2 separate regions of the Homo sapiens genome follow, and region 1 is linked to region 2. Evidence: read pairs that join two places in POLR2A ChIA-PET (ENCODE). Cell type or tissue: Caco-2. All regions are shown on one strand.

What was found. Peaks named below come from ENCODE experiments on the same cell type or tissue, not always from the same donor. Only the 100,000 strongest peaks of a DNase experiment are listed, where the experiment ranks them.
Region 1: POLR2A ChIA-PET joins it to region 2 with 13 read pairs; 2 of 35 experiments call an interaction of 5 or more read pairs at or near these places.

The regions. Positions count from the first base shown.
Region 1 is chr2:28,680,101-28,688,100 of GRCh38, forward strand. It overlaps LOC105374384 (a long non-coding RNA gene), which reads right to left and starts at 3,473. Exons shown (of 3, transcript XR_939878.3): 1 at 3,009-3,473. It also overlaps the pseudogene RNA5SP89. RefSeq lists an enhancer at 1,232-1,321 and silencers at 2,645-2,851, 4,323-4,617. In Caco-2, no CTCF peak of the experiment used is centred here; DNase peaks (open chromatin) are centred at 3,421 and 4,251.
Region 2 is chr2:28,992,359-29,000,358 of GRCh38, forward strand. It overlaps TOGARAM2 (TOG array regulator of axonemal microtubules 2), which reads left to right. Exons shown (of 20, transcript NM_199280.4): 2 at 2,367-2,504; 3 at 5,785-5,895; 4 at 6,823-7,110. The coding sequence starts at 2,477. Among named protein-coding and RNA genes, the nearest start is that of TOGARAM2, 15 kb to the left of the region's middle. In Caco-2, no CTCF peak of the experiment used is centred here; no DNase peak of the experiment used is centred here.

The sequences.
Region 1 (8,000 bases), 310 kb before region 2:
AGGTCAATCCCACTATTCGTGACTATTAAGATTGAGGCAGGGCCAGTCATGGTGGCTCGCGCCTGTAATCCCAGCACTTTGGGAGGCCGAGGCATGCCGATGGCTTGAGCCCAGGAGTTCAAGACCAGCCTGGGCAACATGACAAAACCCCATCTCTACCTTAAATATATATATATACAAAAGTTAGCCAGGTATACTGGTATGCACCTGTGGTCCCAGCTACTCAGGAGGCTGAGGTGGAAAAATCACTTAGCCTGGGAGCTCAAGGCTAAGTAGTGAACCTGCAGTGAGAAGTGATCATGCCACTGTGCTCCAGCCTGGGCAACAGAGTGAGACCCTGTCTCAAAAAAAAAAAAAAAAAAAAGATTGAAGCAGGGCAGCAGGTGTTTGGGAAAAAGGTTTCTCACCCCATGTGGTTAGCTGGCCCTCCTAGGACCATGGCTTACTATTTGACCTTGGGCAAGTTTCTTAATTCTCCAGGCCTCAGTTTTCTCAGCATTTTCCTTAAATGAGCCTTCTGAAGACTAAAAGAGATAACACCTGTTAAATGCCTGGCCCAGAGGAAGCAGTTGGTAATTGGTAGGTATTAGTATTATTTTCCTCTCCAGTGGGAGAGCAGGAAACAGAATGGCCAGGCTGGAGCCAGCTCAGCCCTGGTGTCTTCCCTAGAGGACAACATGCTGCTCCCCAGCCCTGAGCACGCCAGTCTTCAGGTCCTGCCAGGTACAGGACAGCTTGTAGTCCCACACGGCAGTCGGTCGGCCAACCGCACCCCACAAGCCTCATCCAATATTGATGCAGTGTCTAATGTCTCCTGAACACAATACACTGCTTCTCAAACAAGCTCCTGCCTTTCTATGACCCAGAGGAGGCAGAGGACTCTTGACATCCCTTAAACAGCTACACACCTGGTAAATTTTGCCCCTAATCACAGGCAAATGTTATGCGAACCATTTCTTTCCAGGCCGGATGAATGGTCCCACTGCCTGCTTTCAGGGTTTTCCTCACTACTCTGGCTCTTCCAAGAAAGGAAAGAAAGGAGATGAAAACCACAGTTGGAAGCACCTCCTCTGTGCCAGGCACAGGACAAAAGGCTGTGCATGCATAATCTAATCCCAACAGGAATCCTTCCAAGTGGGTGCTATGGGCTACCATTTATAGATGGGACTGAGATGTAAGGGGGTTGATTAGGTCACTCAAGCAAGATCACACCATTTGGATGGGGCGAAGTTAAACTTTAGATTCCGCATCTCAGACTGGTGTGCCCTGCTGACGCTACTCAGGAAATGAGACTGAAGTGTGTGGGAAATCCCCACGCCCCAGCAAGCAGGCCTGTGGCCAGGACCACTGCCTGGGGTCAGGCTCACTTAGCTGCCCTGCACCACTTTCCTGGAAGGTTTCATCATTGAAATTAAGGAATAATTTCTTATAGTTTGCCACAGAGTTAAGCCAAGTCAAAACTTTTAAGTTCTACTGGCCCCTGCCAAGCGATTGCAGATCAGATCTCCTCTCCTGCCCCCAAGGAGCTGCCTTTGTTTCCTTCTTTGTCCTGTCACAGCCCTCCCCCAAAGCATTAGATTCAGAAAGGCCTGGGCACTTGGGGCTGGGGGTGGCACAGGGGAATGAAACACTTGGAGAGGAAAAAAAAAAACAACAACCCTGACTAATACAAAAGAAATTTCCCAACCACATATGCACCATATAATTACCTACATACATACACATACATAATGAAGGAGATCTTAAAGCATGCATTTAGTAAGGCTTTACAGAATAAATGTATTTGAGGGCAGTCTTCCAGTAAGTGAACATTAATCAACAGAGAACAAGAAAGATAAATATTCTACCCAGCAAGCCAAGGGATAATAATACCCCTCATAGGGCCAGAGAAATTGAAGGGAGAAGATAATGAGTTGTTTTCTTTATGCTCAAATTAAAGGTGGGACAACTAAATGTATTCCTTCTTCAGCACCTACTATGTGCCTGAACCAAAACAAGGCAAAACAGCCAAAAACAAAGCAAGACACTGTGGGTACATAGCAGGTCTAGGACCAGAGGAGGCCAAGGGGACAGAAGATGGATGGGGATGTCGGGGGGCCTCCCCCGTGTCCATTCCTGGTAAACCCAGCTTCCTGTGCAGCTCAGGCCTTGGAAGAAGCCAGCCCTGCGCCCCCCACCTACTCTGGGGCAGGGTCTCACCCCCTGACTATACGTTTGGTTGTGAGGGTCAAGACACATGAGCTGGTCAGAGATCACTTGGCAAGAGCCAAGAGAGCTTAGAGAGTTTTGACTTGTGACAAACACTAAAGGAAAGCAGTGCAGTAAATGGGCCTGACCCCAGGCAGAGGCCCTGAGCACAGACCCATTGTGGGGACTTCCATGTTCCTCGGTCCAAGGGCCACATCCTGACCCAGCTCAGGACCATGGAACAGCAGGTGAGGTGTGCCGGGTACCTCGGGGAAAGCTTCCCTTGCTCTTCTGGAACCATTCCCCAAAACCCTGTCTATCTCTCCTGAGTCTGGGCAGGTGTGTATGTGAAGCCAAGAGCAGTTGAAGCCATGTTACCACCCTGAGGGAAATCAGACTCAAGATGAAGCAGGGCCCACAGAAGGTGGAACAGAGAGACAGAGATTTTGAAAAAGGAGCTGTCATCTATGCCAATCTTCCTGAGAAACTGATGAGACAGAAATGAAACAGGGTCCCCAATTCCCGTATTAGATGGTGGAGGATGACCAAAACCCTGAGTAGCATCAGGGTCCTTAAAGGATGCTGTTCCCAGATGAGGGGCCCCCAAAGGAGGGCAAACTGGGCTGCTTGTCAATGGGGTCCGAGGACCAGAGCGGCCTTGGTCACTGAGGAGGTCCCATTGTGAAACAGCTAAGAGCTTCGGCATCCGCGGCCTGGGCTTGAGTCCTGGCTCTGCCCCTAGCTCGTGTCATCTTAGCAAATGACTTAACTTCAGAGAGCCTCTGTTTCCTAAACTGACCAATGGAGACAAATACACCTACCCCAAAATACGGCTGTACGGATTCAACGAGGTGAAGTGCATGCAAGGGCTTGGCACACGGTGAGTGTCCCATGAGCGTTAGTTGTGCTGCTTGAGGCCCAGTGTTCCAGGGGGGACGCCATAACCAAGTGTCCTCAAGAGCCGTTGGCTCCCAGGGAGAGAGGTGGACATGAGGTCACACATGAAGAGCTCTTGGCAGGGTGCCTGCTCACAGCAAGCGCTCAGCAAACGGCAGCTGCTGGAATGATTACCACTATTTTAAGCCTTCTCTACTCAGAAGCTAGATCACTGTTTGGACCCACATGGGCTCCTCCTCGGTAGGCTTAGGCCAGGCGGAGCACACCAGGCCCTCGGCATCATGCCCTTTGGCCCCCAGAGCCCCGTGTCTCCCTACCTCTGCACAGCTCCAGACATTAGCCTCCAACTCCAGGCCCCGGAGCCTGGAGAGAAACCTGCTTCCCAACATTACTCCCACATTCCTGCTGCAAGAATGCCTTTATATGGCACAGTCCTGTGGGCTGAGATTTAATTAACCCTTTACATGCCTTTGCAAAACACCACACCAGAGAACAATTCTTCCTCTGTCCTTGGAAGGTACTGATGCCAAGAGAATGTTTTCATTTGGTTATTATCTCTTGTCTCCTCTTGAGGAGATGCCGTCGTGCCGGTTATCCAAGGCAAGGACCTGTGTGAGCACCTCAGAAGCAGAACTCAGTGATTCTGGAAGTAGAAGAGAGACTTTGTTTGGGTTTGAGGTCGCCAAAAACGTTGCGGGCCTACTATGTACAAAGCATGGTGCGGGATGTACAAAGCTGAAAAACATGCAATTCTTGACTTCAGGATAGTCCCTAAGACAAGAGAGTAATGAGTCTACAGCCATACCGCCCTGAATGCGCCTTATCTAGGAAGCTAAGCAGAGTCAGGCCTAGTTAGTACTTGGAAAAGAGACAAAAGAGTAAATAAATTGTGGTGAATAAAACAGGAGAAATAATCTGAAAGGAAGGTAGAACCCTAGACCATTAAGCGCTTGTTAAAAAAAAAAATAATAGTAATAATGATAACACCACCAGCAAAAAACAAAAACCCCTAGTTTTGGAGCAGAGGCCTGGTTGGAAAGAGAAGAGCCAGGTGCAGATATTTGATCCTCTCCACTCTCCCACAAAGAGCTCGGCACAGGATAAGGTCAAACACAAGAAGATCACCGCTTATCAGTGACACATCTGCTAAGCTGCAGTCAGCGCCCGTCTGCCTGCCTGCTACCCTCTGTAACCCGGCCCGCCTTATCAGGAGCTCGGTCTATTTCCGCAAGTGAGGGGCAGCACAGCAAGAAGACCGGGATGGTGGCTCCAGTATACATCAGGAAGATGGGGCACTCAGCAACAGCCCTCTAGGAGATCTCCATGGTGCCAGGGGCTTTCTACTCAGGCCACACTAGATAGGGCTTCCACGCTGAACTCTCCAAAAGCCAGTTTGAGTCATGTCAGTATCAGTCTGTCCCCAACCCTCAACCATCAGTGGCTGCTTCCCTGTGCCAGACTCCTATTTAAACTCCTCAGCCCAGCATCTGGTGCCCTTCACCATCTGACTCCAGTTTGCTCTTCCAGCCTCATCCCCAGTACTCGTGCTGGTTCCTTCACCTAGAACACCTTGCCCGCCTCACCCGGGCTCCACTGTTGGAGTCCTGCCCACTCTTTCAGATCTGCCTCAGATACCTTTTCCCTCAGAGAGACTTCCCTGATCCACCCAGAACCCCTTCTTCCTCCCTGCCCCACCCATTTCCTGAAATGACCTCGATCTCCTCTGACTTCTCCTGCATTTTAGACCTGGCTGGTATCACTTGTCACATCCCACCTAGGATTGGGTCTCTCTTATTCCATTTACTTGGAAGCTCCCTGAGGTGAGACTCTCTATTGTACTGTTCTCCATCTCCCATCTCCGGAGGTTCACATGCCAAAGGTTCTCTCCCTTAAAGGATGGACTCGCTGCCGTAGCTTCCACCATTTTGTCAAAGTGGTGGACTCCAAAACTCAAGTTCCTATCTCCAGACAGCTCTCTGAGCATTGGTGTTTGTACATCCAGTTAGCATCTTGGAATCAGCGTGCTATAGCCCCCATAATACCTGAACTTCCTTTACTAACATAAATCCAAAAGTGAAGTCTTCCTCCTCTTCCTTGACTTCCCTATTCCTGCCATGGTGTAGAATGTACAAAGCTGGGAAACATGCAACTCTTGACTTCAAGGTAGTCCCTTGAAGTCACTGCCCAGTGCAGCGGGGCTATTGAAACCCCATCCTGGCCCCCAAATGCTCACAGCCACTCATGGAATGGGCATTCTCAGAAAATTCATTCTTGAATGCCCTTTCACCCTACCCATGCCTGTCTCCCCTGTAGCCTTCCCCTGTAACCCATCCGTCTTTTTCAGGCCACTCCCTCCTGCATCATGCATGGAAGGACCCTGATATAGTTTGGATATTTGTCTCCGCCGAAATCTCATGTTGAATTGTAATCCCCAATGCGGGAGGCGGGGCCTGGTGGGAGGTGTTTGAATCCTGGGGGCAGATCCCTCATAGCCTGGTGCTGTCTTTGTGATAGTGAGTTCTTGCAAGACCTGGTCATTTATAAGCATATGGCACTTCCCTCTATTCTCTCTCTCTTGCCCGTGCTTTTGCCATGTGACACGCCTGCTCCCCCTTTGCCTTCTTCCATGGCTGTAAGTTTCCTGAGGCCTCCCTAGAAGCCAAGCAGATGCTAGCACCAGGCTTCCTGTAAAGCCTGCAGAAACATGAGCCAATTAAACCTCTTTTCTTTATAAATTACCCAGTCACAGGTATTTCTTTATAGCAATGCAAGAACGGCCCAATACAGACCCTCTTCCCTAGCTTTCAACTTTCTTGCTGTTTTCCAGCCTCAGACTTGAGTTTCCTCCTTTCCCAGGCCTGGCTGTGCCTGAGAATGAAGTAAAAGACCCCCTTTCAGTGGGGTCTTTGTCCTCACTCTGTTCCCTGCTCTTGGTGACCCTAACTAGCTCAGGCACGTCTCCAGAAGATGCCTTCAGTTGTCCAGGCTGAAAAGCCCAGAATCAGCTTTAACTCCTCTCTCTCCTTCAGTGCCCAGGCCCATTTACTCCTCTGGTATAATGACTTTGGAATCTCCCCCTTGGGTCCTATCACTCTTCTTTGTCAAGACCCTGAAACATGCATCAGTACCAATTACTCCTTCCCTCCATGGGCTCCCCTGAGTGAGGTCCTCCTTCCATTCTAGTCCTAAGCACTTGGCTTATGAGTCTGTGTCTCCCTCCATACTGTGAGGATGAAGAAGGGACTAATCAATCCTGTGTCCCCAGTGTCAACAAAGGTCTTTTTTTTTTTTTTTTTGAGACGGAGTCTTGCTCTGTTGCCCAGGCTGGAGTGCAGTGGCACAATCTTGGCACATTGCAACCTCTGCCTTTGGGTTCAAGCAATCCTTCTGCCTCAGCCTCCCGAGTAGCTAGGATTACAAGCGCCGGCCACCACACCCCGCTAATTTTTGTATTTTTAGTAGAGACGGGGTTTCACCATATTGGTCAGGCAGGTCTCGAACTCCTGACCTCAGGTGATCCTCCTGCCTCAGTCTCCCAAAGCTCTGGGATTACAGGAGTGAGCCACCGCCCTGGCCTACAAAGGTCTTTTTTATAGTAGGTGCTCAATAAATGAAGACATATTGGATGAGTGCCCGCCTGCCATGTGCAAAATCCAGTGTTAAGTGCTAGGGGAACCCAGAAGCCCTGCTGCCTGGAAACCATTAGATATGGACTTACAGGATGGATAATGTAAGAACAAAGTGCAGACTGGTGCTGCAGGGCTTCTGAGAAAGAGAAGGCGACCCAACAGCACACAGTAAAACAAATATACGGGGAGGAGCAGGGAAGTAGAGGGGAGAGCTCAAAAGGGAGAAATGGTGCATGGCTAATAAGAGACAATGAATAGACCGGTTTGGGGAGGCCAGGTTGGAGAAATGGGCGGAGTCCAATTGCAAGGGCTGATGAATACCAGGGTAATGGCAATGCCTTTAGCTAACTTTCATTGAGTACCTGCTGGATACCAAACACTAATTTATGTTTTGTTCATGGATTATCTCATGTATTCCTTATAGTCCTATGAGGCAATTACTGTGATTACACAGTCTGGGTATGATTATACCCACTTTGAGGAAAGAGGATGAGGAAACTAAAGCATGGAAAGGTTCTCCCACTCACCCAGGCCCACACAGTGGTTAAGTGGTAGAGAAGGGAAGGGTTCAAACCAATGACAACTTGGTGCAAGAGCCTACACTCTCAGCCACTACCCTCTCCAGTCACTCAGGTTAAGCCTTGGTCTTTATTCTGAAGGCAGCAAGGAGATATGGAAAATGGGGAGGAGGAAGAGGTGAGCAAGAAGAGTGACACACACCACTGGAGGTTCTGGAGTCTTCATCTACCAACTCTCTGTAGGGCACATTTGGAAAGGAAAAGGGAAAACTGAAGTCTAGGGGGTTAATTTAGAGGAAAGGGACAAAACAGTGCTATAGAAAAGCCCTGGACTTCAAAGGGAAACCTGAGTTTGAGCTCCATATCAGGACTTCATGGGCTACTCAGCCCTTTCTTAGGGACTCTGTTTTCCCATCTGTAAATGGAGAGAAGAACTGGGATCCCTGCCAGCTCTCAGGTTCTGTGGTTTGATGGGGATTTTGTAATGTGAGGAGATGGCCACCTCAATTAATCCACGGCATAGAATCAGCTAAACCCCGTCTCCAGCCTCACACCCCTTATGGAGCCTTCCTGATTACAGCCTCCAACTCCCGTCCCCGTGTCTGCACCACATGTTGGTGACTTGGCGTATACTGTCTCATGCCATTATGGGTCTTTGAAGATTATGTCCTCAGCTAAACCCACAGCCCCTGGAGGGCCAGGGGTGGTTTTGTCTTGTGTTTCTCCATGGGTTTTTCTCTCGGCATTTAGTTCTGTGCATATTATACAA
Region 2 (8,000 bases):
GAAGGTGTAGACCCTGAGAGGGTCTCAAAGGGGCTCTGCTGGAGGGGATGCTTTGGCGAGCCATGGAATGGCTCCAGATTTCCTTTCCATACTGCTGGTGTCCTGGGACCAGGGGGAACCTGGGCTGCCTTGGCATGTTGACCTCTGACCACTGAGGAGGCTACGGTGGGAAAACTGTCTTGTTCAGAAGGCCCACTGCAGTAGGGGTGGCTGTTGAAACTTAAGCATCCCGTAACCTCAGGCGGCTCGAGTCTTCTTTTTAGCCTCCTAGAGAGTGATCACTTTGGGGAAACTGAAGCAGCAATGACCATTCTGACAGCCTAGGGTAAGAAATAGGGCCGAGATCTTATTATAAAGTGAATCTGAACTACAGACCAGTGATTTTTTGATCCTGTCTGAACATCAAAATCAGAAGTTAAGGCTGGGTGTGGTGGCTCATGCCTGTAATCCCAGCACTTTGGGAGGCCGAGGCAGGCAGATTACTTGAGGCCAGAAGTTTGAGACCAGCCTCGCCAACATGGTGAAACCCCATCTCTGCTAAAAATACAAAAATTAGCTGGCCATGGTGATGTATGCCTGTAATCCCAGCTACTTGGGAGGCTGAGGCAGGAGAATGGCTTGAATCCGGGAAGTGGAGGTTGCAGTGAGCCAAGATCATGCCACTGCACTCCAGCCTGGGTGGCAGAGAGAGATTCTGTCTCAAAAAAAAAAAAAAAAAAATCAGAAGTTAAAGAAAAAAAAATCCCTGTGGCCTATTTCCTAGACCTAATTCAGCAGGGGCTGGAGGTGGGGCGTGGAAATCTGTAATTTTAATTGGTTTCCAGGCTATTGTAATCTGCAGTTAAGGAGAACAAAGACTGTAGCTAAATATTGCTTTTCTGCATATAATTTTCGTAGAAAGTGTATCCTCTGGTTAGAGATATGGGGAACAGGTGGGGCTTGCAACTCTCACAGCCCCCAAATCCCAGGACCCCAGCTTGTTTGCTATAATTCAGCCATGGAAGGTCTGTGCCAGCCTGCCACATTCCTGCTGGACTTTGTCTGGAAACCAGCTGCCTGGCCAATCTCTTGAGCCTCTTCCCTAGCTCAGGGGGTGAAGTTTGGGGTGTTGGTGCCTGTGGAATAGAATCTTCCCTCGCCTTGTCTAGGAGAGGTGCTGTGTCTCACAGGGGTTCAGGACTGCTTTTCACCACCGTGTGGCCACATCCTTATCCCAGTAGATATTAAACAGAGAGTTCCCCTCTCCCTGGTTGTGAGGAAAATTCTCCTCAGACAGGGAACTCATGTCTTGAGGTTCTAAGCAGTGAGACCAGGCTGGGGCCAAGCTGGGCTGGGTGCTGGGCTGGGTGCTGTGCTGGGCCGGGCACTGGGCTGGACACCTGTGTTTGGGTTGAGGGTTGCTAGGAGCTACTCTGCCTTCTGGGGCCTGGGTGGGGCAGTGGCTGGCTGGCTTCCAGACAGAAGGCAAGTTTCTCAGTTCCTGAGTTGGGATTTGTTGCTCAGAAAAGGGAGTTGGCACAGGTTCCTGCCCTGTCCCCAGACGCTTTGTGGACGAGAACTCCTCTCTGGGGTAGAAATTAGGAGCTGTGGGCTTCACCCCTGGTCTTACCACAGATCAGCTCTGGAAGCACCTCTGTTACCTGTCAGGGGAAAACGGGTCACCATTATCGCAGCAAAGGATTCATAGAATTGTGTGAAGCTGCAGAGTGTGCAGTGAGACCCTGTCACATGGAAATAAAATGAAGTTAGGTCAAGGGCAAGAGCTGAGGGCTGACCCAGAGGCTGAAGGGAGGGCTGGAGGGATCAAGGTGTGGGCAATGCGGTGGCTGAGGGGGGTCACAGGTGTGGCTTGTTCAGTCAGGTGAGAAGGAGCACCAAGGACGTCATGGAGGTCATGACCGCGCATCCTGAGAGAGACTGGAGAACTGGTGTCCGAGAGGCCCCGCCAACACCTGTGTGATCAGTGGTTGCAGAGGCCAACATCGCCATGGGCTTTCAGGGCAGCTGGCGGACTCAGGGGCATCTGAAGCAAATTGAAACTGATGGAGAAACACAGTGTCAGACACTACCTTGAAAAAAATCATCTTTCCCCGCGACCCTAAAGGTGTCCATGTCTCAGTGACAAGGGATGGCAGGTTGATGGGTTTTGTTGACACTCTTCATAACGAACTCTTCCCAAAACCACACGGCCTCGCACTTGGGAACTGAAACATTTGTGAGTCCAATGTCAGAAAAATGGCATCCTTTGGTTTAGTGGCCGATTTCTTCATGACAATAATGCTTTAGCCCCTGAAGGGCTTTTTGTGAAGTAGTTTAAAAGTGTTAATTTGCTTTTACTGACTTCTCCTTTCTCCTCTCACCCTTAGGTCCCGGATGTTACAGGTCAGAGCCCTCCAGACCCCCAAGGACTGTACTCACTGCCCAGAAATAGCTGCTGCCTCTGGGCAACCTTGTAGGCACCTTCTCCACCCAGGACATGGGCACCCGTGACGATGTCCCCGAAGGTAAGGGGCACCATGGGAGGCCTGCTGCTGGTGTTTTCCAGGCTAGGGGACCTGCCTCGGACACTCCCAAGGGCCAGAAAAAGGGAGATGTGGGGATAAAGGGCTGCTGGGAGATAACAGCCAGGTGGCCGTGCCTTTCCAGCCCTGGCCAGCTCCCCACATGCTGCCGCTCAGCTGGCTGTCTGGGTGGCTCCCTGGCCTAAGGAGGTGCTTGGTGTTCCAGGGCCTTGGCCTGAGCTTTATCTCCACTCTCTGCAGCAGGGTGGTTGGTTCCTTGAGGGGCTAATTCTGTTCTGTGGTCAAGGTTATGTGGATGGGCAGGGGATATGGGCCGGGCCCTCAGGGAGGGTGAACGACTCTGTTTCCTTAGCCAACCAAGTGGGGTAGTGGGAGCAGTGTGTGGCCAGTTAGCATCAGGAGATGGGCCTTGAGGCCTGGCTCTGCTTTTGGGAGCTGGCTGGGTGAGCCTCAGTTTCCCCTGGAAAGTGAGGGGATTGGTTCTGCCCCAGATGAAATGGGTGCTAGCAAGGTGCAGAGCTGCTTCATCCTGCATGGGCTGGAGCAGGGGCCAGATGGCCATTTGGAAGGAAGGCAGAGAAGCAGGATGGCCAGAGCAGCGGTTCAGGAGACAGCGCATGATGCACACGGCAGAACTCCCCGGGGCTTCGACATATGAATCGGAAAAGACCTGCTTACTTTAGTGCTAAAGCAGATCCCACCTGAATGTAGATTCCAGTGGAGAAGTGGGAGGTGCTGAGATCTTAGAAAGAAAAATCTACAAATCTAGAAATAGGATAAAGATGTTGTATGAACCTTTAGTGCTGTCAACTCCTTTGCTTTACTGATGTGGGAACTGAGACTCAGAGAAGTTAGCTTATTTCCTCAAGGTCACACAGGTGGAAAAAGTGGGAACCCAGGCTCCTGAGTTCCAGACTAGGAGTCTTGCAGCCTGGGGATGGACGAGCTGGGTTTCCACCTGCGTGGTGGCTTCTCCAGGTGGTGGCTTAGGTCCCCATGGATGGTCCTGAGGTGGGCTCGGGAAGGGCTGAGCCAGGAGGGTGTGGGACCCACGTTTGTGAAGTGCCTACTTAGCAGCAGGTACAGTACTACAGAGATGAGTAAGACACAGTGACTGTTCCTAGGGAAGCTGCAGGGCAGGAACAGAGAGAGGCATGGGGAAGAGAGAGTAACACAGGGCTGTGCCTGGGGCTGTGGGAACACAGGAGAGGGAGGGCTTCTCTTTCTCTTTTAAAAATATTGACACATAATAGTTGTACATATTTTCTGGGTGTACATGTGATATTTGGATACAGGCATTCAATGAGTAATGATCAAATTAGGGTAATTGGGATTTCCAGCACCTCAACCACTGGCCATTTCTTGATGTTGGGAACATTCCAATTCTAGCTATTTTGAATTATACAATACATTATTATGAGCTATAGTCACCCTACTATACTATCAAACAATAGCTCTCATTCCTTCTATCTAACTGTATTTTTGTACCCATTAACCAACCTCTCTTCATTCCACCCCCTTCTCTTCCCAGTCTCTGGTAACCACCATTCTGTTCTCTGCCTCTGTGAGACTGACTTTTTAAGCTCCCATATATGAATGAAAACAAGTAGAATTTGTCTCTCTGTGCCTGGCTTACTTCACTTAAGATAATGACTGCCAGGCTGGGAGTGGTGGCTCACATCTGTAATCCTAGCACTTTGGGAGGCAGAGGCGGGCAGATTGCATGAGCTCAGGATTTCGAGACCAGCCTGGGCAACATGGTGAAACCCTGTCTCTATGAAAATACAAAAAAATTAGCTGGGCATGGTGGCAGGTGCCTGTAATCCCAGCTACTAGGGGGAGCTGAGGCAGGAGAATCACTTGAACCCAGGAGGCGGAGGTTGCAGTGAGCCGAGATCGCACCACTGAGACTCCATCTCAAAAAAAAAAAAAAAAAAAAAAAAAGATAATGACCTCCAGTTCCATCCATGTTGCTGCAAGTGGCAGGATTTGATTCTTTTTTTATTCTTTTTTATGGCCTAATAGTATCCCATTGTGTATATGTGCCACATTTTCTTTATCCATTCATCCATTGATGGACACTTAGGCTGATTCCATGTCTTGGCTATTGTGAATAATGTAATAAACATGAGAGTGCAGATAGCTCTTCAATGTACTGATTTACTTTCTGTTGGATATTCATCCAGCAGTGACCTCAAAAGCACAGGCAACAAAAGCAAAAATAGACAAATGGGATTCCATCAAGTTAAAAAGCTTCTGTAGACACAAGGAAACAGTCAATAGAGTGAAGAATAGGAGAAAATATTTGCAAACTATCCATCCGACAAAGGATTAATAACCAGAATATATAAGGAACTCAAACAACTCAGTAACAAAAACAGAGAATCTGCTTTAAAAACTGGCAAAAGATGGAAGGCTTCTTAAAGGAGCGCATGCCTTAGCTGAACTTCCCCTCCTCTTTCCTGACTCCTGCTCCCTGTATGCTCTCAGCTCAGTGGTCCCTCCCTCTGGGAAGCTTTTTCTGTCCCCATCTCTGGCCGGGCTCCCAGGCCCCGCACTGTCATTGCTTCTTAATCATTGTGTTCTCCGCCAGACTTCAAGTCTCACTGAGGACTGAGTCAGCCTTGCCCACTACTGTCTCACTGCACAGAGAGTGTTCACAAATCTCTGTGTCGCGGATAGAGGGTGTCTTTTGCTGAGCCGAGGGACGTTAGGAGAGAAGAGGGAAGATCAGTGTAGGACATGCTGATGAGGTGCCTGGGGACTTCCAAAAAGGAATTGGCAAGGTAATTGGATGCTCTGTAACGGGTGGGATTGGTCAGGGCGGAAGCCGTAGGGTAGGGGATTATCTGCAGGGTGTGGCAGTGAGGAAGTGTCCTGGGGAGAGCAGCTGGTGGACAGAGGTTGGGGATGGGCACTCCATCGGTCAATGATGTTGGGTGATGGAAGAGGGGTGCCCATGAAGGAGATGAAAAGGCATGGAGGGGGGTTTGGAACAAAGCCAGGATGCGAGGAGGGAGGAGGCAGCCAGGCTGAGAGGCTGGGGCAAGCGGGGTTGGAGGGATTTGGTGGAGATCACAGGCACCCTGCCTGGCCCTGCCAGGCTCTGGTGTTGGGGGTGGGGCCACCACATGCCTTGGTTTTTTGGGCAGGGACCCTGCGGGGTGGAGTGCTCAGGGTTACGGCCGGGTGTTCTTGGTTTGCTCCCAGTCTTGGCCTTGGAGGACTCTCAGGTGCTGCTCTCCTGTGCTTCTGTCTCCAGCCAAGGTCCTGGTCCCCGTGGCCGTGTACTGCGGGAGCATCCCTCGGACCAGTGCTGGGCCCCGGGTGCTCCCGCCTGGAAGCATCAACTCCAGTCTGCCTCATGGAGAAGGTGAGATGGGAAGACCTCACCTGGTCAGGGCCCCTGGCCTCATCCTGGAGCGGGGAGTGAGTGTGGTAGATGCCGGCTGTGTTCTCGAGCTACCAGCAGGTGTTATTTTTCCTGTGGCTCCTGCTGAAAATACCCTTTGATTCTTTCAAAGGCAGGTTCTTTTGATCCTGTGCCTCAGAGGTTGGAGGTGTGCAGAGGGGGACCCGCAGGAATAGGGAGCAGGGCTCTCTGCATGCGCCTGGACCTGGGAGTGCACTCAGCACCCAGGTTGGCAATGGGGAGGGGGCCCCTCTCAAGATGTCCACTCAGCGTCTCTGCCACTTGTCCAGCATCTGCAGCCTGGGTCTCTGGAGGGGCTGGGTTGTGGCCAAGCTTCTGAGAGCCCACCTGTCTGAATGCTCCCCCAGGGCCCAGGTGAAGAGCACCACTTCCTGAAGGTCTTCTAGAACCTCTTACCTCCTCTAAATGTGCAGAGTATTTTGTTTCTCTCCCATCTGGTGTGTCTGCTGGGGGTGGGGGTGATTTGCTCTGAGATGCCTGAGTTCCTCCTTGTAGTCTGTGCTTGGCATAGGTCAGTGCTCGGGGATCTGATGACTTTGTTGGACCCTGGAGATTGGTGGATGGTGGTCCCTGGGCAGACGACCTTCCCTATGATTCACGGCCTCTTGTCTGTGCTGCCATAGGACTGCCTGTGGATTCCCCCTTTTGTCCTGAGCACCTTGTGGCATGGGTCTTGTGAAGATTAGGTGCTTCAGAGACACTGTCGAATGAATGACTCGTCCCCAGGAGTGACTGAAACATTAAATGACTGGGTTTCACCAGGCAAGTGGCTGCCTGTTAGAAGGAAGCAATGTCAAGGAGCTTGCTGGTGCCTGGTGCCACCCTGGGTACTGCGTGCCAAGCCATTCACACCTCTGTCCCCCTCAGGTTCTCTCCAGCCTGAGCCAAGAGCCCTGCTGAACAACGAGGAACCGTCACAGCTCCTGCGTGGACTCGGACAGCTGGGTGGCCTCAAGCTGGACACCCCTTCCAAGGGCTGGCAGGCAAGGAATGGTCACCCCAGGAACCTCAGGGCCTTGTCTTTGGGGGACCAGCCCCTGGTGCTCCTCCCTTCTCCGGAGTCAGAGGCCAACAGCGTGGCCAGGGACACCATCCAGATTAAGGACAAGCTCAAGAAAAGGAGGCTCTCAGAGGGCTTGGCAGCGTCTTCCCGAGGTGAGCACTGGCCCCTGCCCACCCCTCACCCACCCACTTCCAGGTCAAGGGCCGCAGGCCTCCAGGGCTGTGAGGGTCAGCAGGCTTCCAGGTGGCATGCTGGGATGCCCTGGGGGTGATCGGTGGGTACATACCAGGTACCTTCTCTATGGCTTCAGCGACCTCCTTGGAGCTGAGCCTCCCTCCCGGGCTCTGCAGTGCTTCCCGACTGGCCTCTTCATTCCCACCCTTGCGCCTTCTAGTCTTGCTCCAGAAGGATCCTTTTAAGCAAATGTTCTTCCCATTTCCACCAACTATGCTCAAAATCAGCCAGTAGGTTTTGGATGTGCTTAGACTAAGATCCCAAATGTTCCCTTATGCACAAGACCTTCTGGCCCTGGCCTCACCCCAACTGTGTCACTCTCTGCCTTCGGTCTCTGCTGTCCAGGGCCTGGGGCTTGTGGGCTCTTTCCTGCCTGAGGTTTAGAGCCACTGCTCCTCCCCCACCCCTCCTCCGTTTCCCACTCAGAAAATCCCCACCCAGCCTCCCTTCTTGGCTTCAAAGCCCTCCTCAAAGAGGCCTCCTTGACTCCCCAATGTGAGTTTGCCCCTTAGGATGCTCTCCAATAATGCCCTATCATTTTTTTCCTTCAGTTCTTTTCATGGTTTGCATTTATATTTTTACTTTTGTGACTATTTAAAACCTGAATCTTGCATGTAATTGTCAGCTCCAAGAGGGCAGTGACTGAGATCTCGGTGTGAGGCACAGTCGCTTGGCAGCTAGGAGGCTCTCAAGAAACGTTTGTTGAGCAGATGAACAAGGGATTCAACAGCAGGCACTTTATACTGTCTCTCATCTGTGTGGTGGACAAGCCAAGTTCAAATCTTAGCCCCGATACTCACTGGCTCTG